Linked DNA regions of Homo sapiens: region 2 is linked to region 1. Evidence: read pairs that join two places in POLR2A ChIA-PET (ENCODE). Cell type or tissue: Panc1. All regions are shown on one strand. Links, peaks and the distances in the headings refer to the core of each region. The heading gives the core; the rest is flanking DNA. Region 1 has its middle 14 kb from the start of SKAP2. Region 2 has its middle 1.9 kb from the start of HOXA2.

The links. Peaks named below come from ENCODE experiments on the same cell type or tissue, not always from the same donor. Only the 100,000 strongest peaks of a DNase experiment are listed, where the experiment ranks them.
Region 2: POLR2A ChIA-PET joins it to region 1 with 11 read pairs; 15 of 35 experiments call an interaction of 5 or more read pairs at or near these places.

Annotation. Positions count from the first base shown.
Region 1 is chr7:26,877,646-26,880,453 of GRCh38, forward strand. No RefSeq gene overlaps it. Among named protein-coding and RNA genes, the nearest start is that of SKAP2, 14 kb to the left of the region's middle. In Panc1, for the core only: no CTCF peak of the experiment used is centred there; no DNase peak of the experiment used is centred there.
Region 2 is chr7:27,103,190-27,105,997 of GRCh38, forward strand. No RefSeq gene overlaps it. Among named protein-coding and RNA genes, the nearest start is that of HOXA2, 1.9 kb to the left of the region's middle. RefSeq lists an enhancer at 1-168. In Panc1, for the core only: no CTCF peak of the experiment used is centred there; no DNase peak of the experiment used is centred there; H3K4me3 peaks cover 969 bases; H3K27ac peaks cover 2,500 bases.

The DNA.
Region 1 (2,808 bases), core at 61-2,560:
CTCTCTCTCTCTCTTTTGGATCTTGCTCTGTTGCTCAGGCTGGAATACAGTCATAAAATCACGGTTCACTGCAGCCTTTGCCTCCAGGCTCAAGGGAGCCTCCGACCTCAGCCTCCTGAGTAACTGGGACTACAGGCATGCATCACCATGCCCGGCTTTTTTTTTTTTTTTTTTTTTTTTTAAATAGAGACAGGTTTTCCCCATGTTGCCCAGGCTGGTCTCGAACTCCTAAGCTCAAGCAATCCGCCTACCTTAGCCTCCCAAAGTGTTGGGATTACTGGTGTTAACCACCAGTAATCACTTGAGTCCAGGAGTTCAAGACCAGCCTGGGCAACACAATGAGACCAACACAATGAGACCTCTACAAAAAATTTAAAAATTAGTCGAGCATGGTGGCACATGCTTGTTGTCCCTGCTACTCAGGAGGCTCAGGTGGGAGGACTGCTTGAGTCCAGGTGGTTGAGCCTGCAGTGAGCTGTGATTGCGCCACTGCACTGCAGCCTGGGAGACACAGCGAGACTGTTGCCAAAAAAAAAAAAAAGAGAGAGAAGATGGACCTGAATTAATAGAAAGCATTTCCCATTTTCATTTTCATATATCATTTCTTAACTTAAAAAATTAAAAGCTAATATTAAAAAACAATAAATTTGACATATGAAGTACTGATAAGTCTTCAAATTTCATGCATTCAAATATATTCACATTCTTGATTTGTAATAATTAGAATCAGTAGCAGTGTTACCCAAAGTGTAGTCTACTGACAGGTGCCAATCCACAAACTATTTGTTACCAGTACATGAAAAGATGAGTATAGAAAGCCAGAATATTCAGAAATGTTTTATAACAACTTGACACAGTTTCAGCATTTCTTATTGTATTTTATAAATGTATCAGTCAGCATAGATTAGAAACTTAACAAAAAATAAATGGTCCTTCATCAAAGATAGCTTGAGAAGCACTGGTATAAATTACTAAAATCAACAGATACTAACAAAACTTAGTTAAGCTAATAGTTTTAAACTCTTTTCCTACTAAATTATGTTTTTAAAGTCAGAAACACAATGACTCTTATGACTATAAAATCAAATTGAATATAATAGAAAGAATTAATTGTCACTTTTTTTTACGCTATGATTAGTAATATAATTCCTAGATACGAAAACAAAGTCTGCATCTTCTTCTCATATGTATCCCTAACACCAAGCACATTCATAAATTGTCAGTAAAAATGTATTCAATTAATGTCACAGTAATGTAGATTGGTCATGATGACTAAGTAAATCAAATCTTTGCCATTCAGTTCAATCATAGAATGACTTCAAGTTCCATCTCTTCCTTGTGCCCTTTCCTCCCTTTTTTTGGCAATGTCTATGAGTGCTACATGAACAGAGAATGAAAATTAAGCTGCCAACTTTCTGCCTAGATCTTTGCATATACCTGGCATATGGTAGTTGTTAAGTAAGTGTTAAATGTATGATGAAGAAATGTTATCTAGCAGTACAAAAACTATAAGTGAAAGACAGATTATGAAAAAGGAAAATCTAAGATCTCTACTGCATCAGTGATTGCCACAAAAATTAAGCATAACAAACTATCTTAAAATTCACTGATTTAAAAGAACAATAATTAATTTGTAGAGATCCATGGATTGGCCAAGGGTTAACTGATTCAGGCCAGGCTCAGCTAAGGCAACTCAGCTCTATTCCACATGACTCTTGTCTTGGGTATGTTCTTCTCATGGCAATAACAGAAGTACAAGAGAGCAGGCTCAATCATACGAGTACTTTCTAAGCCTTTAATTATATCACAACTACCAACATCTCACAGGCCAAAGCAAGACATAGGGTCAATTCCAGAGCCAAGGGATGGGGATACAACTTAACCATTTTGGGAAGGCACTGCAAAACTGCTGGAAAGGCTATGAGTCTATAATCCTATTTCTTGGTAGGAAGTGAAGAGTTGGAACAATAATCCAGTCTGTCACACTGCAGTAGGCAGGAAAATATGACAAAGATGTCCATATCCAAATTCCCAGAACCTGTGAATATGTGTTCTTACATAGCAAAAGGGACTTTGTAGAGATGATTAAATTAAGGCTTTTGAGAGAGGGAAACTATCCTGTATTATCCAGCTGGGCCCAATGTAATCTCAAGGGTCTTTATAAGATAGAGGAAGGAGGGTCAGAGTCAAAGAAAGAGATGTGATGACAGAGACATAGAGAGTGTTTATGATGCTATGCTGCTGGCTCTGAAGATGGAGGAAGAGGCCACAAGCCAAGGAAGCCAGGTGGGCTTAAGAGCTAGAAAAGGCAAGAAAACAAATTATCCCCTGGAGCCTCCAGAAGGAATGCAGTCCTAATAACAACTTGATTTTAGCCCAGTGAAAAACATTTCGAACTTCTGATTTCCAGAATGATAAGATAATACGTTTGTGCTGTTTCAGTCCACTAGGTTTGTGGTAATTTGTTACAGCAGCAGTAGGAAACTAATGTACATATCTACAAAATCTATAAACTGTATAAGATTTCTAAATAATCAATAGACCCATCATATGTAATTACACTACCAAATAAACACCATTTTAGTTGATAGGACTATTTGTAGAAAATATATTAAGGTTTATGACTTTAGTTTGCTTATTAATGTATGTAACCATTAAGCAGTTTCTTTATTCATCAAACATATATTCCATCAACAAAATTACTGAGACCATCAACCCTAAACTCCGGGCTTGACTAATGAATATAGCTTGACAACCTCATATTTACAAAGGTAGTAACTATGATACTCCAGCCTTGATGAACTTCCC
Region 2 (2,808 bases), core at 277-2,776, 230 kb after region 1:
GCGTCCCAGCCACATAAGTTCTGTTAAAGCAGGAGAAAGGAGCAGAGGAAGAGAGGAGATGAGAGAGGGAGAATAAAGAGAGAGGGAAGAAGAGAGAGTTTGAGAGATGGAGAAAGAGAAGACAGAAAAGAGAGAAGAAAGGAAAGATTTTGGTTGGGAAGGGGTCTTCCTTTTCTTTCCCTTTTCCTCCTTCACTTTTCCTAAAAGCAGTTCCTGGATCTCAAAACTGATCTCTCTCGGTCTGTTTTCCTTCCTGTCTGTCCCTTTCCCTCTTTTTCCTCTTCTCCCCCTTTCTCCCTCCCTCTCTCTTCTGTCCGCCTCCCCTTCTCCCCTCAGCCTCTCGCCCCCCTCCCAGTGTCCAGCCCAGAGTCTGCGCCCCGGGCCCATTGTTAGCAGGCTATTCCACGGCAGCTTTGCATCTGGCTCCGGCGGGAAGCGGAAAACGGGAGGCGGCTCTCGAAGCTTCCCGACCTTCCTGCGCCATCAACTTCTCAGGAGTGGCTGGAGAAAGATGCATGTGCCAAGCGAGACAACAACCCCAGGTCCATGTGTCCAAATCCCCGTAGCCAGGGCGGCGGCCAGCCAAAGAAATGCCGCCCCGAGCAGGCGCGTGCGGCTCCTGGCATTCTGGGTTTCATACCCGTAGGGCTCGGGTGCGGTGAGTATTTCCGATTTCCAGGAAGTCTGTTGGAAGTTACCAGCAGGGAAAGAGAAGATGCTTGCTCCTCTCTTTCCCTCCCTCTCTCTTTTTTTTCTACCCTTCTTCTTGTCCTTGTCGCTCTGGTTGGGGGCTGGTTGGTTTAGATACAGCGAGTGCTCCCTGGCAGCCTGAACTGCCTCCCACACCTTCCTGATCCTTGGGCACCGGGGATGTTTGCTTCCGGGTTCTGTTGTGGGAAACAGCACTGCGGGGGAGAGGAGGCGACCCAAGGAGGAATTATAAAGGTTTTCGTTCTCCTTCATTATCTTTTTTCCAATTCGGAGACTTGAGACTGAGCGCATCTTGGACAGTGCTAGAGGGTTCAAAAGATAACACCTTTAGGTACCAAAAAATAATTTTTAAAAAATCCACCAAGCCAGAAAGAGGTGAGGAGGCTGAGAGGTAGATCTGGAGGTACCTCTTTCCCCCCCAAACCCTGAGGATGGTGATTCGCTTTTGCTTCCTTTGAAATAGACTAACTGATCAGACTCCCCCAGGCCGGCAGGCATCAATGGCAGGAAAATAAATCATTCTGATGGTCAGGGAGAGAGAGGTTGGAGGGGGAGAAAAATCTACGTAGAAAACAAGAAAGGCCAACCAAGGAGCAAAGGCAGGACCCCATCTCTGAGGCCAGCGTCAAAGAGGGTTTGGGGTGGAAATTAGACATAAGTGGCCTATATCATTGACCAGCCCAGAGCATTGCCTTGCAGATAGAGATGCTATTTTGGAAAATGTGAGGTTTTTTAGTTTTCTTGCTTTTATTCCAAACAAAGCTCCAAAGGAAGTCTGGGCGCGATCAATCTTGCTCACCAAAAGCCTTGACAGCTTCTAGCCCTTAAGAACACATTTCAGCTTCCAGCTCCTTCCAAGATAAAATGTGGCCGAGCAAAGAGGAGAGCAGGAAATGCAAGTAAATAAGGAAAACTAGTCTTTTAAAAAATATATTTTGGCAGTGAAAAGGGTTATAGGGCTCCTTTTAGGAAGGGTGCTTTGCGAACCCTGGGATGGCAGCTTTTGGCATCTGCTTTTACCAGAAAATATTACAGGCTTAAGGGAACGTGGGCGGGGGGTGCAGAGAGGGAGCAGCGCTGCCCCCATATCTCTGAGGCTTTGTCAGGGGCTGCGTGGGTGAGAGCTTTCTGCTGCCTCAGCCGCCTTAATTCAAATACCATCTGGAAGAAAACCCTTTTCTTTGACCACTCAACACTGAAATCTTCCCCAAATCTATTACTTTAACTTATGAGATATTTTAATAAGGATTTCTTTTTAATATCTAGGAAACTGGGGGGTGAAGTCAATACTTTTTTCTTTGAAAGCCAAAATGAATGTCTTGACTGGTAAGATGCGGGAAATCACATTAGAATCTCATTTTAAAATCTTAGCCCTGGGGGAAGGAGGAAGCCTCCAAACCACCCCTCCCTCAGCTAAAGAGTAGATTTCAGAAACGTGTTCAAATAGTGATATCCCTGAAGGATCTTCATCCTTAGGTGAATCTCTCCCCTAGCTGTTCCTTATTTTTCCAGGTAATTTTACACGTGTCTCTAAGCTGATTACTTAAAAGAAGACTCCTGTATCTGCTTAGCGTGACGAAGAGGTGGAAGCTCTAGTCTTCACAAAGCCTGGTTTTGCAGCCTCTGCATTTCTGAGGTGCGCCATATTTTGGCGCAGAGGTTGAGGTGCGGAGAGGAAATCTATTTCTCCCATAGCCCAAACCCTTTAAAAAGGATATATATATCAGCAGCCTTAGGACAGATATGGGGAAAGCACCTCTGGGTGTGAGAGAAACACTGAGCTCTCCACAGCAGCCTGGCTTGGCATCCTCCGAGCCTTTTCCTTAAACCATGAGGAGTTTCTCTAAAAGCAGCTCGTTGGGACCCAGCAGGTACCCAGAAATGGCTCCAGTGCCTGCTTCTAAGGATAATCTGAGGGAGCTTCACAGGGGGAAGATAAAGGCCATGATGATGGATATTTTGGATTGCAAACAAAATGGCGACATTTTCCACTTCTGTCTCTGAAAGATACAATCCAGGGAGAATAGGGATTTATTTCTCACATCCGATGCTCCTGATCCCCAGACGAAAGCAGTTCCTCGCTTCTAGCTCTGAAGG